Regions from separate parts of the Homo sapiens genome. Here all the other regions are linked to region 4. A link is a contact called in ENCODE Hi-C or POLR2A ChIA-PET data. All regions are on one chromosome and are shown on one strand. The core of a region is the stretch at or near the end of the contact, and the rest is flanking DNA. Distances in the headings are between cores, read along the strand shown.

Region 1 (2,888 bases), core at 18-2,517, 1.4 Mb after region 4:
TTTTAGTATCTTGCAACGCCCAAGCCCCCGTGCACTTCTAACCCACTACAGATACTGTACTGCAACATTTTCTCCGTGCATAAACGCCTACCTTTCTTTTTTTAAAGGCTAGTATATTGTTCCATTATACAAACGTACCGTAATTAATATTTCACCAGCTCTTACTAATGGACTTCCGGTCGTTTCCAATTATATTATAAATATTACATACAATGCTCAGGTCAACAACTTTTTACATGTGTATCTTTAGCGTATGCAAGAGCAACTAAATTACCACTGGGTCATTTCAAGTTGCTCCTCTTTGAACTGTTTTGAGCTTAGATCTATCTCTGAACAGGAACAAAAACTAGAAAGCACCCAAAACTCTGGTTGCAGATGCAGAAATACAGTGTGGCACAATGCTAATGGGGGAAATGGTCTCTTCTTTGACGGATCGCCTATTAGCTTGAGACTAGATCTTAAAGGGTTCCCAAAGCAAGAAAATACACTGTAATTATCGAAGAATTTTAGATACCTCAGAGATGAGGTTAAGAAATAGTAAAAGCTTAACAGTCGAAGATCTGAAGCTTCAATTTCATTCTTTGATGTTCCCGATTACAGAAAGTTCAAAGATGATGTTTAAAAATATTATATATGCCCAAATGCTTAAAAAAAAAAAAGGAAGCATGATAAACGTCATCGCCCAGCCTTCTTAAAGATCGCTCCCACCCGCGGCTAGCCGGGCAGGAGAAGAGACTCGAGCGGCACCCGAGCCGCATCCACGCCGCCCGCCCGCCCCTGGGGTCTGGGTAGGTAACGGGCCCGGCGGGAAGGAGGGGCTCCCAGGCCGTCCCTCCCAGCGCTCACCTCAGCTCCTCGTCGACATTCCCGCGGGGCTGTTCGGCCGACGCCACCATAGAGGAAGTCGTAGAGGTCTTGTTCTTCAAGATCCCCTTGATGGGCCGGTGCGAGGCCGTCGAGGCCGCCATTGCCGGGCGCTCCGGCTGTCGGCTCAGGGTCGCTGCTTGGCGTGGGGTCCGCGAAGAGAAGGGTCGGCACAGCAGAGACTCGCAGGCAGCCGCAGATCCCGCTCAGGGCTAAAGCGGCCGCAACTGCTGCCTCGGAAACGGCTACCGCAGCGGTTGTCACGACACAACGACCCCGACGCCAGAGCCAACGCCGAACGGGTGGCGGCTACTCGCGCACCCTTAGCCACTGGCACTTGACCCGCGGCTCGCGGAGAGACGCCGGCCTAGAGCTCCAGCGCAGGAGCGACGCGACGCCGAAGCCAAGCGGACCCGCCCTCTCGCGATATCTAGGGAGGAGGCGGGGAGAGGGCGGGGCGAGAACAAAGCCGACCTCCTCGCCCCGCCCCCTCCGTCCCGCCCGGGCTGCTCGCCCCGCCCCCGCGCGGCGCTGGGAGGCGGGAGCTGTCTCTGAGAACCTGCGGGAGAGCGCCCGGGCTTGCTGCTTCCCGGACCCGCGCGTCTCTCGAGCACCCTCGTCCCACCACCTTGTGAGGCCGTAGTGTTATTTTTATTTTTTAGATCAGCAGACTGAGACTCGAGGTGACGTCACTCCGCAGAGAGGTTAGCTGACTTGAAGAAAACGGGTATCTCCTCTTTCCATTTCGCCCGTGTAAACAGCCGAACTGCCTATTATAAAAGCATGGACTGCCAGCATTGGAGTGGTCCTTAGAGGCCTATTATGAAATCATAGAATGTCTGCATTGGAATCGCCTCACCTCCTTTTACCGCTGGAGAAGCCGACGGACAGACGGGCAGCGACCCCCGCCGTCGCACAACCCGTCTAGGCAGAGAGCGCAGGAGACGGGAGGGCGGCAGGGACACATCTCCCAGCCAAGGACCTCCTGGGCCCGCAGAGGCCGCGACAGGTTCCCCCCACAGAGGGAACCAACTCTGCCGCAGGTTGATGTGGACTTCAAGCCTGCAGAACGGAGAGCCCATTTCCATTGCTTAAAGCCACCTCGTGTGTGGTATTTGTTATGGTCCCTGTACACTCCCTTCCCTCCCTCTCCCAAGTCCAGTCCGCAGCTCGCTCATCACCAGGCTCTTTTCCATGACTCTTTCTTGATCAGGCCTTTTTATCGTCCTCACCACAGGTTAGAGCACAGCAGACTGAGCCACCCAGAACTGGCCCCTCCGGTGGACCAGCCCCTGCGGATTCACAGACCACTGGTCCTGGAAGGGACCTTGTCAAGCAGGCCCATAAGGTGGCTATTCAGCCTGTTTCTCCAACAACCCCAGGGGCTAGAAGCCCGCCACACCCCCGTGTAACTCATTTTGTTTTTGGACAGCTCTGACTCTGGGAGTTCTTAGATTGAGCTGACACCTCGCTCCCAGCAATGTCTGTCCACTGCTGTGGGGGGTGAGAGGAAGCGTTTTCCCCTATCTAGCCCCTATAGCAGCAGTTTCACTCCCATGGCTCATCTCTGGACCACAGTCTCATCTTCTTTAACACAGGCTCTGTGCCTTTTGAGGATGACCCTGTTCTGTGTCCTTAGGACTCTGCCCCTCAGGGATGACTGTAGGGTTCTGAAAACGATTGTTTTTATCGTCTGGCCCCGAGCCCCTAGCTCCTAGATGAGTTCCTGGCACAGAACAGGGCCTCAGTATGGGAATGGATGTGGATGGAGATAATGGAGGGGAAGTGAGCTGGAAGGGGAGAAGGGAAACAGGGTTGCTGGTCACAGAGTGGAATGTGTTCCCCAGGGATTTGCCTCAGCCAGGGGCCTGCACAGTCACTGTTGGCACTGTCCCCACCTTTGTTCCCAGTCAAATATCCACTGGTGCCGTCTCTCCCTCCCAGGCCAGGACTGCTCAGTGGATCTAACATTACACCCTGACAGCCCTGTCCAGCCCATGGAGCAGAGAGAGAGGGTTCTCAGC
Region 2 (2,892 bases), core at 245-2,744, 1.2 Mb before region 4:
GTATCCCAGGATAGAAGCAGCAACAGCCGGCTGAAACCCAATTAGATTGCAGGAGAAAGAGAAAAGCCCTGTCTTAGTCTGTGGCCAAAAGACCTTTCCCAATCAAATTTTTCAACACCTGGAAAATTGGCTTATCTATTTGTAGAGAGCACCCAGAGACGAGCGTTAGAGCAGCGCTACCCTGGAGTACCAGTTCTTCGGAATGTTGACCGCCGGCCACGCACCGCTTGACAGCCACGGATCCGCTGGCGGAGCCGCAAGTTACAACCCAGGCGCCTGGCAAACTCACACTACACCTCAGTAGCAATAATCCCAACGGCAGGACACCTGGGGAGGGTGGGCTCGGTCTCCCGGGCCTGGCTCAATTATGTTCCTTTACACAGCATTCAATCATGTTTCAGGAGCCGTAGGTGAGGGGCTGGAGGTGGGAGTGGGGGACACATTTTCTAGCCCCCGACGTCTCCGCGGTTGGAAACTCTGGGCACCTCTTTCGGCCAGCGCTAAGACAATACACAAAGAGCAGGGAACCGGCGCTCCTCTGCGGCCAGAGCTCCGCGCCTAGTCACGGAAGAGCTGGGAATTAAGAATTCCGAGCTCAGCGAGAGCCCTGAAGAAGCACCGGAAATGCTTCCGATCGCTTCATAAGAGAAGTCAATTTGCAAATCAAAGTTGCAGGAACTCCGGACGCCTAGACTACTTCAGCGGGTTACTCGGGAACACCCAACAAGTTTGGCCACCGGGGGCTCGGCATGACAGCGCCGCGCCGCGAGACGACAGAAGCAACTTGTCGCTCGGGCGCCAAGCCAGAGCCCTGAGCCGTCTCCGCTCCCAAGCTCGGGAGAGCACCCAAGAGCCGGCGTCGGGAAAGCGGAGGTCCCTGCCTCCGGCAGCCAAATCCCTCAACTGAAGGCACCTCAGGGGCTCACCTGGACTGCACTCGCTTCCAGGGGCTTCCCCCAACAGTGCAACGCTTCACCGCGAACGCCTCACCTGCCTGCCAGCCCCAGGTGGCGGAGAAATTAACAAAAGAGCAAGCGAACAGGGGGAAAGGGAGACCCGGCGTAAAGTATAGTAAGGAGGGGAGGGCAGGCAGCTCGGCTTTCGGCGGAGAAAGAAGAGAGAGGCGGAACAGAGATGGCTTATACCCAAGGCACCGGCTCGGGAAGGCAACCCAGAAGGGAAGAGGTCGAGAAGCGGCAATGGGTTTTCTACTCCGCTTCCCATCACACACACACACGCACACACACCTCCCCCTTTTTCCTCCTTACCCAGCATGGAAAAGATGAAATCCTTGGCTGTGTGAATCTCCAGCGCTCTCTGGTCGTCGTATTCCCGCTGGTCGTGCTTCGTAAATTCTTGGATGAGTTTGTTCAATTCCTCCACCCGAGCTCCCGACCTGAAATCCAGCTCCGGGAACGCAGGCTTGTTGTTACAGCCCAGGGAGGCTGCCTTGTTGGCGGTGGGAGCCGCCATCTTCATGCAAAACGCGCCGAGTAGCAGCTCCGCGGCAGCGCGGCACCCACCCCCGCCCCCCACCCCGCCCCCCTGGGCCTCCTCCCCTCGCAGGCTCCCAGGCTTTGGCCCCGGCTCGTGGGCGGGTTGGCGGGCGGGCGTCTGGGCGGGCAGTCCCCCGCTCCGTGCGCTCTGGGCGTGCGAGCTTCGGGAGGAGCTGGACTGCAGCGAGGGTGCGTGTGTGGCCCCGACACCCTTTTCTCCGGCCCCACGCCCGCCCCGATGCTGCGCGTCCCTGCCCTGCCCTGGCCCTCTCTGGCAGCGGCAACGGCGGTCGTAGAGCCAACTGGAGCCTCCCCCGGGCGAGGAAAGTGAAGTGGAAACAATGTGAAATTCACCAGCTCTGAAATCAACAAGCTGCCGGCTCCGGTGTTACGGAGCCAGCACCAGCGTCTCCATTTAAAGGGACAGCGCACCCAGTGGAAAGGAAAATAAATAAATGACAGAGGTCTGCACGCATATACCACTTGCCAATCCGTACTTGGGAAGACGCGCGAGGTGTGGATGCATTCTTTCTCCACCTCCACGGCCGTCCCCCCATCCCCTTTCTGGGCAGGGTTTGCCAAGCGCATTCAAGGAGAAGAAAGTCTTCCTCCGTTTGATTTTAAGGGCGGTGTCCTGGGGGAGGACATCTCTGTGCGCGTTTACCTCTCTATCCCAAGAACTCCAATACCTTTAAATAGTAAAGGAAACTGCCTTAAGGAATATGAAACCTGTCTTCTACCCTTTTCCTCTTGGATTGCCAAGATGATAGGATTGAGCGTATAAAAAAAGAGGGTCCACATCTAACCCAGTATTGGCACTCCCACTAACCCCTAGATATCCCTACCTTTGCCCAAGGTAATTAATGACCTGAATAACAGCTTATTTATCTTAACATATAATGAGTTAATGAGATTCAACCTACTCTAATATAAAGATAGGGAAACTGAAGTGTGGGTGTGGGAGAGGGGAAACAATGTATTGCCCCAGGTTCCAAGAAATGTTGGATGACAAGATGAAAATTTTCTCATTCAACAGATAAAATTTGAGTACGCACCATTTGCCAGATGGAGTGACAGAATGTGACAGTGATAACCAAAAGACATGGCTCCTACCATGGAGTTAGGCTTACATGACAAGGCAGGTTCAATCTAAGTCATAGTCCTTTAGGCAGAATAGAGTCTCAGAGGTGGTTTTAGTGTTTATGGGGTGTATCATTCAAACACTTAGGAGGCCCATTGGCTGTGAGAAACATAGGTTATCTTCCTCCCTAATTCTCCAAAATCTCTCTTCTCTATCCCACAGTCCCTGATTTAGATCAGGTCTGTTTCACTTTCTTACCCGAGTTCTCATGGCCAAGAATACAAATTGTTTTGTTAGACATGGAAGGAAGTACGG
Region 3 (2,790 bases), core at 204-2,703, 1.2 Mb before region 4:
ATAACTGGACTAGACAATTTCAAAAGATGTCAGTCTTATAATTTCATGATTATATGCTACAAAGAGGTGGGAGACTAGGAAGGAAAGATAAGTTCCCAAAACACATCAAGGTATATACTTAAAGCTCAGAACACACACAGCCATCTTAGTGCCTCATCATGAATGGTGAACCACCCAATTGCCCAAGTTCAAGAACGAAGGTAAAATAGCCAACGATACCAGCAATATTTGTTGATCTGCTTTTCAGGCAATTAAAAAAAAGACAGAAACAGATACACAAAAGGCCATCATTGAGTTTCTATGGCAGTGTAAAATACCAGACATTAAGCACAAACAATTGCAAATTCATAACCGACTGGTGCAACTAAGAAACCTGTGACGCTAGAAGGCCAGGGAAAAATTTGACCTGTTCTAGGCTGGCCCAAAAGGCCTCCCCAAGAAGTGGAGATTTGACAGAGCTGAGATCTCACGGATCAGTAAGAGTTAAGTGGGATGAGAGAGATGGGGCTTTCCATCAAAGGCCTCTGTGGGCAGGAGGATGTGCTATTTTCAAAGAACTGAAAGGCCAACGTGGTTGAAATGAGAGTAAGAGCTTCTGAGAGTTCAGTGTGTGGATGAAGAGGCAACAGGAAAAAGAGCACTGAGGCCCTCTAAACATGTTCAGAATGTTTGTGTCTTTACCTTAACATATAATGCAAGGCCAGTACCTCACATGGTGCCTATCTCATAGCAGGCATACAAGAAATACATGGTAAAACGGAAGTGGTTATAGGAGAGGAAGCTAGAGATGTGGGCTGGAGCTGGGTTTCCAAGAACCTTGTAGAACAGGCTAAGGAGTTTGAACAGCCAGGCGCGGTGGCTCATGCCTATAATCCCAGCACTTTGGGAAGCTGAGGTGGGCGGATCACTTGAGGTCAGGAGTTCGAGACCAGCCTGACTAACATGGTGAAACCCCGTCTCTACTAAAAATACAATAATTAGCCAGGCATGGTGGCGGACGCCTGTAATCCCAGCTACTTGGGAGGCTGAGGCAGGAGAATCACTTGAACCCAGGAAGTGGAGGTTGCAGGGAACCGAGATCACGCCACTGCACTCCAGCCTGGGTGACAGAGCAAGACTCTCAAAAATAAATAAATAAATAAAAGAGAATGGGATGCCCATAATGGGTTCAGGCGTACTTAAAGGATGACTCAGCATGGAGAAGGGCTTGAAAGGATGCAAGACTGGAAGCAAAATCCCAGTGAGATTATTACAACAATCCATGAGACAGATGGTAGTGGCCTGGCCTATGGTGACGGAATGGAGAGAAGAAAACATAGTCCAAAAAAGGTAGCAGAATTGACAGGCCTCATTTCCTCTTCAGCTCTGGGGTAGGGAGAAGCCCAGGATGGCTGCCAAGTTAGTGTCTTGGGCACCTCGTGTGTGGTAGTGTGGCTGACTGAGAAGAAGCAGGTTTGGGGCACAGATAAATTCACTTTAAACACTGACCTTATGTCACCTTTGAGTCATCCAAGTAGAATTGTCAAAGAGGCAGTCAAGAGGTCTGAGCTGGAACACAGGCTTGGGAGACAGAGACTGGCACTTTAAGATAGATTACAGAGGCCAGGCACAGTGGCTCACGCCTGTAATCCCAGCACTTTGGGAGGCTGAGGCGGGCGGATCACGAGGTCAGGAGATCGAGACCATCCTGGCTAACACAGTGAAACCCCGTCTCTACTAAAAATACAAAAAATTAGCCAGGCGTCGTGGCGGGCGCCTGTAGTCCCAGCTACTCAGGAGGCTGAAGCAGGAGAATGGTGTGAACCCGGGAGGCGGAGCTTGCAGTGAGCCAAGATCACTGTCACTGCACTCCAGCCTGGGTGACAGAGCAAGACTCTGTCTCAAAAAAAAAAAAAAAAAAAAAAAATCACAGAAAGTGTTGAGGGGAGAAAAGAGAAAAGCAGTCACCAAGGGTTGGACAAATCCATCCTTTACACAGGGATGGAGAAAAAGGAGAAAATCAAAAAGAATACGTTGTCATGAAAGCCAAGGGAGGAAAGCATTTAAAAGGGACAAGAATGGTCAACAGGGTCAAGTTGGAGAAGAATGCCAAGTCACAGCACCATGTTCTGGTTTGGCTGGTTTTTTCGTTTAGGGTATTGATCATAATCTGTAAAGCTTCTTTTTTTTTTCTTTGCCCATCTCCTAAGACTGTATAAGTAACATGAAGATTTGCTCCCTATTGTATTCCTATGGCCCCATAGAAGACTTGTTGCACAGGCCGGGCGCGGTGGCTCACGCCTGTAATCCCAGCACTTTAGGAGGCCGAGGCGAGCAGAGCACGAGGTCAGGAGTTCGAGACAAGCCTGGCCAACATGGTGAAACCCTGTCTCTACTAAAAATACAAAAATTAGCCAGGTATGGCGGCGCCCGCCTGTAGTCCCACCTACTCGGGAGGCTGAGGCAGGAGAATCACTTGAACCCCGGAGGCAGAGGCTATGGTGAGCTGAGATCGCGCCACTGCACTCCAGCCTGGGTGACAGAGCGAGACTCTGTCTCAAAAAAAAAAAAGACTTGTTGCACAAAGGTCTCCAAGGCCTCTGTTGAAGAAACTGATGAAGGATGGATGTATGAATGCTTCAGGAAGGAAACAGTACTGAAAAATAACTACAGATGGAGAAGGCAGAGATAATACCCAGGTGAACGGCCCGAGATGGCAGAGAGGATGGAGCCAGGGTTGGTTGGTCTTGGATGACACAGAGACATTAGGTGGATCATTTCCCATCAATCCTCTTCCCCAAGAAACAGAGA
Region 4 (2,700 bases), core at 128-2,627:
GCGCCGGGGCTCGGCTCCCAGCCCGCCGCCCCCTCGGATTCCTGGCCCGGCGGGGCCGGAGGAGGGGGCCCCGGACACACACACACACACACCCCCCACACGCAGCGCGCGCCAATGAGCCCGGGCCAGGCGCAGGGGGCGGGGTTTTCCCAGGCTCGAGCACAGCAGCTGCTATTTACCTTCTTGGCTTCTCCCGGGGACCAGGAACCGGCCCCCGCTCTCCGCCGCCCGTCGCCGCCCCCCGCCTCCCTGCCCCCGGGGCGCGCGCACACACACTCACTCACACACGCACGCACACACACATCCTCCCGGCCCGGCCGCAGCCGCGGCGGCAATAAAACATCCTGGCACGTGCTCCGGCTCCAGGCGCGCCCACGCCGGCCGGCTGATGTCAAACTGCAGCTCGGCTGGTGTAGCTCTTAAAGGGCCCGCGGGCGCCGGGGGCCGAGGCCGCCCGCGGGGCGAGGAGGGAGAGGCTGCTTCCTTGCCCGCCACCTCAACGCGCCGCAGAACCTAAAGCCTACGGATGAAAAGGGAAAGGGTGGTGAAGGAGGGCGCGAGTCCCTGAGTCATTGCCCTCGGAGCCCCCCTTGTTCATTTTTTCATTTGAAATACCGTTTCCTTCCACCCAGTTGGAAATTATTCTGATTGTTTCCTGGGGAAGCCCGGGGTCTAAGGCCCCAAATCCAAACGAGGAATTTCTGAAAGACGGGGTGGGGGTGGGATTCAAGAACTACCTTGCTCCGAAAAACCTGCATTTGTGAGGTAGAAGGCAATTTTTCCTTTTTCTGCATGGAAACAGGAAAATTTTTTTGGCCCTTTTCCTTTACCATCTACTTTCACCCTCCTGAATGTAAAGTCTGAGCGGGAACTTTAGATGTGTCGGTAACTCACATTCTTACACCCGTCCCCCCCTCCCCCCGCCCCCTTTTAACCACTGCTGTTTTTTTCTTTATTGTTTATACCTTTAAAAAAAATATGTTTCAAATGAACTTACTACAGTCAAAGCAGCTCTGTTACATATGAGAGAGGGCATAAAGAGCAAAGACCCTGGCTCCAAAAGAAATAGACAAGATCAAGACCAAAGCGGAAAGAAAAAAAAAATCTCTAAACCAAAGCCCAGAGGGAGAGTAGCAAAGGGTTAAAATCCTTTTGATTGACGTTGTAGCCTCCGGTGCCCTGGGCTCAGGCGCGCGCCATTGGCCGCCAGACCTTGTGCCTGGCGGCCAATGGGGGGGCGCGGTCCACGAGCGGTGCCGCGTGTCTCCTCCTCCCATTGGCTGAAAGTTACTGTGGGAAAGAAAGTTTGGGAAGTTTCACACGAGCCGTTCGCGTGCAGTCCCAGATATATATAGAGGCCGCCAGGGCCTAGGGATCACACAGGATCCGGAGCTGGTGCTGATAACAGCGGAATCCCCCGTCTACCTCTCTCCTTGGTCCTGGAACAGCGCTACTGATCACCAAGTAGCCACAAAATATAATAAACCCTCAGCACTTGCTCAGTAGTTTTGTGAAAGTCTCAAGTAAAAGAGACACAAACAAAAAATTCTTTTTCGTGAAGAACTCCAAAAATAAAATTCTCTAGAGATAAAAAAAAAAAAAAAAGGAAAATGCCAGCTGATATAATGGAGAAAAATTCCTCGTCCCCGGTGGCTGCTACCCCAGCCAGTGTCAACACGACACCGGATAAACCAAAGACAGCATCTGAGCACAGAAAGGTAAGGGCGGTACCTGTATCTCTTTGCAGCCCCTCAAAATTAAGTAGGGGTTGGGGGGCTTCTTTCTGTCTTGAAACCCCGGGATGGCAGATTCCATGGGAACACAGAACTCTTTTTTTTATTTGCAGTCATCAAAGCCTATTATGGAGAAAAGACGAAGAGCAAGAATAAATGAAAGTCTGAGCCAGCTGAAAACACTGATTTTGGATGCTCTGAAGAAAGATGTAAGTGGGGAAATGCTGCTCGCTCTTTTAATTAAAAAACAAACACTTTCTCAGCTACTAAGAGTGAAACCCCCCGCCCTGCGGGGTCTGGCACTCGCTGGTACTGCGTTCTCCCAGGCGGGAGGGCCCGGCCTTATTCGCTGGGGTCCAGAGATAATGCTTGCGCTCCGTGGCCGGGAGGAGGGACCCCCAGCACTCTGAAGCAGCTGACACGGGGCTCACTTTCCTTTCTTGCCTACTCTATGCAGAGCTCGCGGCATTCCAAGCTGGAGAAGGCGGACATTCTGGAAATGACAGTGAAGCACCTCCGGAACCTGCAGCGGGCGCAGATGACGGGTGAGGGCGGCTCGCCGCGTCCCCCTGTGCGGGCGTCCCGCTCGCCTCGCGGTGATTTCTTCCAGACTTCCGCCCGTGGTTGTGAGAGGCATTCAGCTACATTTTACTGCCTTGGCTCACTCTTGCGTTCCCACGGTCTGGGGCTTATTTATAGCCACAACTCCAAGTTGTTACTGTTCCGGAAAGGGAGGGAAAGAGGTTGCAGCCGCGAGGGTGGCGGGCGCCGGGTAGGGGCGAAAGGACTTAGGACTGTGGCGGTTTGGAACTGCGTGGAGCCTGGGGGTCACTGGTTTAGCACTCCTTCCCGTTGCAGAAGGGGAAATGAGGCTTGGATGATGGATTGGGAGGCATTGTCCAAGGTCACATCGCGCGCGGGGGTGGGGGTGACAGATCTGGGGCTGAGATAGGTTTAAATGCAGCTA
Region 5 (2,700 bases), core at 95-2,594, 1.8 Mb after region 4:
CCAGAAGCGTCAGGCACCGTGGGCACAGCAGCTGAACTTCCGGTGCATGAGTGTTTGGGTGGCAGCGCGACAGGCATGGGATGAAGCTGACAGGCGGGTTTGAGTTTGTCTGAGGAGCGGGCTAACCGGCTCCTCCAGCAGCTGCTACCTCCAGCACCACTCCCTCTGCCCCCAGAGGAGAGCACCCAGTCTGGTTCGGGACAGGGGTCTGGGTCCATCTGACTCACAGCCACACCTCGGGCTGGGGCAGAGGAGGGTCCTCTAGCTAAGGCCCTGGGCAAGCAGCAACCCTGCACCCATCCCCACCCAGGGGCAGGGGAAGCAAGCACCTGACAGTGCCAGGTAAGAGGCGAACAGCTCTAGGAGAGTAAGGCCCACAAGCAGCCCGCCAAGCCCCCTGGGGGCACGAGGCGGAATGAGTAGGTCTGGCACTCAGGCCACGAGGGAGTCAACAAGCCAAATACAGCCCCCACCCTTGGCCCCTACAAGCCCTACCTCTAGACTGGGCTGGGAGCTCCTGTCCTGACAGGTGCAGAGCCCATGATACCACAGCGGCCCATCTGCAAACCTCCCCAGGGTGGGGCCACAGAGGCAGCCCAGAGCCCTGGGGTGCAAGTGCACCCTCCTCTCCCGCCCCTCTAACGCTGGGTCGTCCCACCCAGAGACGAGAGGGCTCACCAGTTGCTCTCCCTCCTTCCGCCCACTAATCATCCTTGGCTCTGGGCCCTCAGGGTAAATCAGCTGTGACAGGACGGCGTGGCAGAAGCGGGCCAGGCTCGTGCCGTACCCAAGCCACTAGCTGTCACACTCATCTCAGCTCACGTGACCAACAGGGTTACAAGATAAGGTTCTGTTAATCCCACGCTGCCCTCTTCCCTTCTGTGGGACGTGTTTTGAGGACTTGTGTGTTGACTGCACCATGCAGAGCATATAGCATGGAGGCACCCCTACTGCCATCGGGGGGCAGGTGGAGGGGGGACCGTCCTGCAGCTCCTCCCTGGGGCTACCCCTCTCTTCCCTCTGCACAGACCTGGCAGCCACCCAGACGTCCCGCCTGCTGCCTAGACTCTAAGAAGATGCCCTATCACTCCAATTACCATACACAGTACTGGCGGGGGAGAGGTCCTGCCTTGCCGCTGAAAACTGCACTGCTTCCTCCCTCCAGGGATGAAAGGCCAAAAGAACGAGGGCAGTGTGGAGTCTACGCTCTCGCCAGGGACCTGCAGCCTCTCACTTCCAAGCACACCAACTCCAGCTAACAGGACTGGGCTTCCTTACCTGCCGCCTTCCGCTGCCTCCCCGCAGACACAGCTTCAGCGACGCCCAGGCTGAGACGGCAGAAGAGGTTCCCGCCGGCCGCGGCCTGCCCTCAGGCAGTGGCTCCCAGAGCTCAGCGGTTCCCCGCACTCTTCTGCGCCCGACTCCCCATGCCCCTACATCCTGCGTCCCCTTCAGCCCCGGAGGTACCGTGGGGCCCGGGCCTGCCAGTCACCACCTCCTCCTCCGCCGGCGCCTCCGGGTCCTGAGCCCCTCGCCGGGTCCCTCTCCCTCCTGGGGCTCCTTCCCGTTCAGGTAGGTTTCCTGGACAGCCCGCACCACCTGTCCCTCCTGCACCCCGGGCAGCCAATTCGCCTCTTGCACCCCCAGGCGCCCCTCCCCCGCAGGCCCCCGGGGCCCCACCGGCCGGGCCCTCCCCACCAGCTCGGGGCGGCTTCGGGGCGCCGGGGCCGCTCCCAGGACCACCGCCTCCCGCCCGACGCTCTCCCACTGCCGCTCCCCCAGTTCGCCGGAACTTTCCGGCCCCTCCCTGCGCTCGCGGGGGCCTTCCCCGGACTCGGACGCCGGTTCGGGCTGCTGCAGCAGCCTCCGCGGGCTCCCCTCCCCGCGCTCCTGCACCCCGGCCCGGGCCTCGCCGCGCTCCTGCACTGCGGGGCTGCCTCCGCCCTTCTCCTGGTGCTGCCCGCGGGGCCCCAGCCCCTCCTCCTGCGCCACAGGCCAGCCCGCCGAGCCCGTCCACCACGGCGGGCGCCCCCAGCCCGCGCCGTCCGGCGGCCCCCACACCACCCCCCGGCTGGGCTCGTGGCCGCGGCCGCCGCGCTCCTGCAGCCCCGGGCCCACCCCGCCCTCCTCCTGCACCGCCGGGCCCACCCCGCCCCGCTCCTCCACGCCGAGCTTCAGCCCGCGGAGCTGCTGCGGGCCCCAGCTGAGAACCCCTACGCGCTGCGGCTGCTGCTCCGGCAGCGCAGGGCTCAGCCCGCCGCGCTCCTCCTGCGCGACCCGCCGGGGGCCCCCGACCGGCTCGGCCCAGCGCACTCGCTTGCCCCCCAGAGGCCGCGCGCTCCCACCCCTCCAGATGGTGCTGCCCTCGGCGCCCGCTCACACCGCCCGCCCGCCCCGGCCCTCCCCTCCCGCCCCGGGCCGCCCCCGAGTCCCGCGCCCGCCTCCCCGCCCTCGCCTCCGGGCGTCAACGTCGGCCCGCCGGGCGCCCGCCCCGCGCCGGCCCCCGCAGGTGAGCGCCCGCCCGCCGTCCCTCCTGCCGAGCGCCCCGAGCCCGCCTGCGCCTGCGCCTGCGCCGCCCCGGGGTGGGGGGTGGGGGGGAGTCGGCCCGCCCTCTTAAAGGGCCCGGCCTCATCGCTCCTCCCCCGGCTCCTCCCCCAGCCTCCGGGGCCCTACCCCGCTCTCCCCGACTCCCCCGGGCCC
Region 6 (2,700 bases), core at 155-2,654, 1.3 Mb before region 4:
CTCAGCTTCCTGAGTAGCTGGGATTACAGGCATGTGCCACCACGCCCAGCTAATTTTTGTATTTTTAGTAGAGACAGGGTTTCACCATGTTGGTCAGGCTGGTCTTGAACTCCTGACTTCGTGATCTACCTGCCTCGGCCTCCCAGAGTGCTGGAATTACTGGCGTGAGACACCACACTCGGCTGTCACCGTCTTACTTTATTTAATATTTCAACCACTTTATATCCCTTTTTACTTTGCTCTACTTCAACCTTTTTTCATGACACTTATTCTATTAAATAAAAAAAACTATATTTATTTATGTCTATTGCTTATTATTCTGTTTGCCCTGGCAGAATAGTATAAAGACAGCAAAAGTCCTTTTCTATATTATATATTGCTCACTCATATGTCCCAAGGACCTAGAACAACTCCTGGCACAGAAGAGCCTCATAAATGTTTGCTGAGTGAATAAACTGTCAGAGACAGAAACATGTCATATAAAAATTTTCTTTTTTTTTTTTTTTCGAGACAGTCTCACTCTGTCACCCAGGCCGGAGTGCAGTGGTGCGATCTTGGCTCACGGCAACCTTTGCCTGCTGGATTCAAGCAATTCTCCTGCCTCAGCTTCCTGAGTAGCTGGGACTACTGGCGCGTGCCACCACACCAGGCTAATTTTTTGCATTTTCAGTAGAGAGGGGGTTTCACCATGTTGGCCAGGCTGGTCTTGAACTCCTGACCTTATGATCCACCCGCCTCGGCCTCCCAAAGTGCCAGGATTACAGGCATGAGCCACCGCGCCCGGCCCATAGAACAATTTTCTGGGGTTCCACTAAGAAAAGACTAAGCTGGGACTTCTGATCTCCCAGGAGACAGACTCTACACTGAAGGAAAGAACCTGGGTGATAGCTCCTAGTAGAATCTAGACAGCAAGCTCCAGCAGAGTAACAGAGATGTGGACAGACTGTATACCTCTCAAGGCAGGCCACTGCACGGTCTCTGCAACTTGAGGTTCGAGGCTCTCAACTCTAGTACCCACCCACCATATCTCTCCTTCATTCCGTCATTCATCGCATGTGTGGTGAGCCGGGCAGCATGGTTAGACTTGCTTGTACTTCTCCACATTCCACAGAAAAGAGGTGCCTGCTATCAAGTCCCTGCCTGCACAGGCCAGGCCCCACCCAGATACACATACACGTCTGAAAACCTTTGGCCTCAGGCTCAGCCCTGCACGCTGCCGAATCAGCCCTGAGCAAACCTGTCAGTGGACTGGGAGCCCCGTCCCGTCTCCCTGCGGCCTAGATCCCCTGTGATGCCTCAAATCCACTGCGCACCATAATCCGAAGGGCAGTACAAATGACAAAGTACAGCACACTGTAACAGACACCCACGCCACAGGCCACCCCCAACTCTGAGCTACTGAACTCCACAGTCATTTAAGACCTTTGTAACTTCCTCCCACGTTTACACTCATTTTTAAATATGTCTTCTATCCTGTGACTCACAGTGTGTGGCGGGAAGAGTAAGGTTAAGAGCACAGACTCTGCAGTTAAACCAAGCTTGCTCTGCTACTTATTGTTAGCTGTGTTACCTATCTATGCCTTCTTCTTTACTGGCAATATGGCAATAGTAATTGCACCTATGAAGTAATTATGAAGACGAATGAATTTAAAAGGTAAAGCTCATGGAACAATGAACATAGAACACACTCAAGATATGGCTCCTATAAACAAAATGAGGTATAGCCACACCATAGAATAGAATTAAGCTATAAAAAGAAATGAAGTATTGTTACACGGATAACCTTAAAAACATTATGCTAAGTCAAAAAAGCCAGACACAAAAGGCCACCTATTATGCAATTCCATTTATATGAAATGTCCAGAATAGGCAAATCCATAGATTCAGAAAGGAGATTTGTGTCTGCCAAGGGCTGTTGGGGAGTGGGGAGTAGAAGGTGACTGCTAATGAGTATGGGGTTTCTTCTGGGGGCAATAAAAATATTCCAAAATTAGAGAGTGATCAATGTGAATTTTGTACATATAGTAAAACCACTAAATTGTACACTTTTTTTTTGTCTGTTTTTTTTTTTTTTTTTTTTGGAGATGGAGTCTCACTCTGTTGCCCAGGCTGGAGTGCAGTGCCACGATCTTGGCTCACTGAAACCTCCGTCTCCCGGATTCAAGCGATTCTCCTGCCTCAGCCTCCAGAGTAGATGGGATTAAGGGCATGCACCGCCATATCCCGCTAATTTTTGTATTTTTTTTTTAGTAAAGACAGGGTTTTGCCATGTTTGCCAGGCTGGTCTTGAACTCCTGACCTCAAGTGATCCCCCTGACTCGGCCTCCCAAAGTGCTGGGATCACAGGCGTAAGCCAGCATGCCTGGCCGATTTTTAAAAGGTTATTATTATTTATCTTCCTCTTCTTTGAGCTACTCCAAGACAGTGCCCAAGTCTTACTGCTGTATCCTCTAAAGTATCCAACACAAAGCAAGACATGCTGTCAAATAAACTAAGTAACCATGACAAATGTGGAGCCAAAATTTTCTAGGAAACATCAACAAAGACTAGAACAACTGGGCAGCTTCGAGGAATGATTGGCAAACTTGGGCAAAGTTTTATCCCCCAGGCATCTGGAGTCGTGCCAGTGTACACTGACTCACTGTGGCTGAGGGTCAAGGGCAGGTTCTGCCAACAGGGGAAATGATCAGAAAGCAGAAC

What was found. Hi-C counts contacts between places; a loop is a spot of excess contacts on that map. ChIA-PET counts read pairs that join two places held with the same protein, here RNA polymerase II (POLR2A). Pooled maps may share reads with other maps.
Region 1: a pooled map shows a loop between it and region 4 (8-fold over the local background). The contact joins the promoter of PPP1R2 here to the promoter of HES1 in region 4. A Hi-C loop is called at or near these places in 1 of 168 maps with a recorded cell type or tissue (HepG2), 3 of 37 single-sample maps with no recorded cell type and 11 of 50 pooled maps.
Region 2: a map of gastrocnemius medialis shows a loop between it and region 4 (17-fold over the local background). The contact joins the promoter of MB21D2 here to the promoter of HES1 in region 4. A Hi-C loop is called at or near these places in 1 of 168 maps with a recorded cell type or tissue (gastrocnemius medialis), 2 of 37 single-sample maps with no recorded cell type and 10 of 50 pooled maps. POLR2A ChIA-PET finds 5 or more read pairs at or near these places in 1 of 52 experiments (Panc1).
Region 3: a map of naive thymus-derived CD4-positive, alpha-beta T cell shows a loop between it and region 4 (4-fold over the local background). The contact joins the enhancer-like site here to the promoter of HES1 in region 4. A Hi-C loop is called at or near these places in 1 of 168 maps with a recorded cell type or tissue (naive thymus-derived CD4-positive, alpha-beta T cell), 5 of 37 single-sample maps with no recorded cell type and 12 of 50 pooled maps.
Region 5: a pooled map shows a loop between it and region 4 (10-fold over the local background). The contact joins the promoter of TNK2 here to the promoter of HES1 in region 4. A Hi-C loop is called at or near these places in 1 of 168 maps with a recorded cell type or tissue (ascending aorta), 4 of 37 single-sample maps with no recorded cell type and 8 of 50 pooled maps. POLR2A ChIA-PET finds 5 or more read pairs at or near these places in 1 of 52 experiments (B cell).
Region 6: a pooled map shows a loop between it and region 4 (4-fold over the local background). The contact joins the enhancer-like site here to the promoter of HES1 in region 4. A Hi-C loop is called at or near these places in 1 of 37 single-sample maps with no recorded cell type and 3 of 50 pooled maps. POLR2A ChIA-PET finds 5 or more read pairs at or near these places in 1 of 52 experiments (IMR-90).

Annotation. Positions count from the first base shown.
Region 1 is chr3:195,542,058-195,544,945 of GRCh38, forward strand. PPP1R2 (protein phosphatase 1 regulatory inhibitor subunit 2) reads right to left here and starts at 1,268. Exons shown (of 6, transcript NM_006241.8): 1 at 847-1,268. The coding sequence starts at 968. RefSeq lists a silencer at 1,240-1,479.
Region 2 is chr3:192,916,362-192,919,253 of GRCh38, forward strand. MB21D2 (Mab-21 domain containing 2) reads right to left here and starts at 1,495. Exons shown (of 2, transcript NM_178496.4): 1 at 1,269-1,495. The coding sequence starts at 1,479. RefSeq lists an enhancer at 461-790 and a silencer at 1,441-1,800.
Region 3 is chr3:192,898,403-192,901,192 of GRCh38, forward strand. All of the region lies in intron 1 of MB21D2 (Mab-21 domain containing 2), which reads right to left. Among named protein-coding and RNA genes, the nearest start is that of MB21D2, 18 kb to the right of the region's middle. Within about 2 kb of position 1,454, at least 5 of the 41 ENCODE cell types and tissues checked have a DNase peak (open chromatin) inside an H3K27ac peak, as active enhancers do.
Region 4 is chr3:194,134,771-194,137,470 of GRCh38, forward strand. It overlaps HES1 (hes family bHLH transcription factor 1), which reads left to right and starts at 1,378. Exons shown (of 4, transcript NM_005524.4): 1 at 1,378-1,718; 2 at 1,847-1,942; 3 at 2,191-2,278. The coding sequence starts at 1,611. RefSeq lists a silencer at 1-345 and enhancers at 1,336-2,535, 1,345-1,504.
Region 5 is chr3:195,907,207-195,909,906 of GRCh38, forward strand. TNK2 (tyrosine kinase non receptor 2) reads right to left here and starts at 1,345. Exons shown (of 16, transcript NM_001382273.1): 1 at 1,279-1,345. It overlaps TNK2-AS1 (TNK2 antisense RNA 1), which reads left to right and starts at 870. Exons shown (of 2, transcript NR_145450.1): 1 at 870-1,572; 2 at 2,659-2,700. RefSeq lists silencers at 1,559-1,808, 1,859-2,048, 2,099-2,700.
Region 6 is chr3:192,849,432-192,852,131 of GRCh38, forward strand. All of the region lies in intron 1 of MB21D2 (Mab-21 domain containing 2), which reads right to left. Among named protein-coding and RNA genes, the nearest start is that of MB21D2, 67 kb to the right of the region's middle. RefSeq lists enhancers at 1,602-1,651, 1,682-1,731. Within about 2 kb of position 1,405, at least 6 of the 41 ENCODE cell types and tissues checked have a DNase peak (open chromatin) inside an H3K27ac peak, as active enhancers do.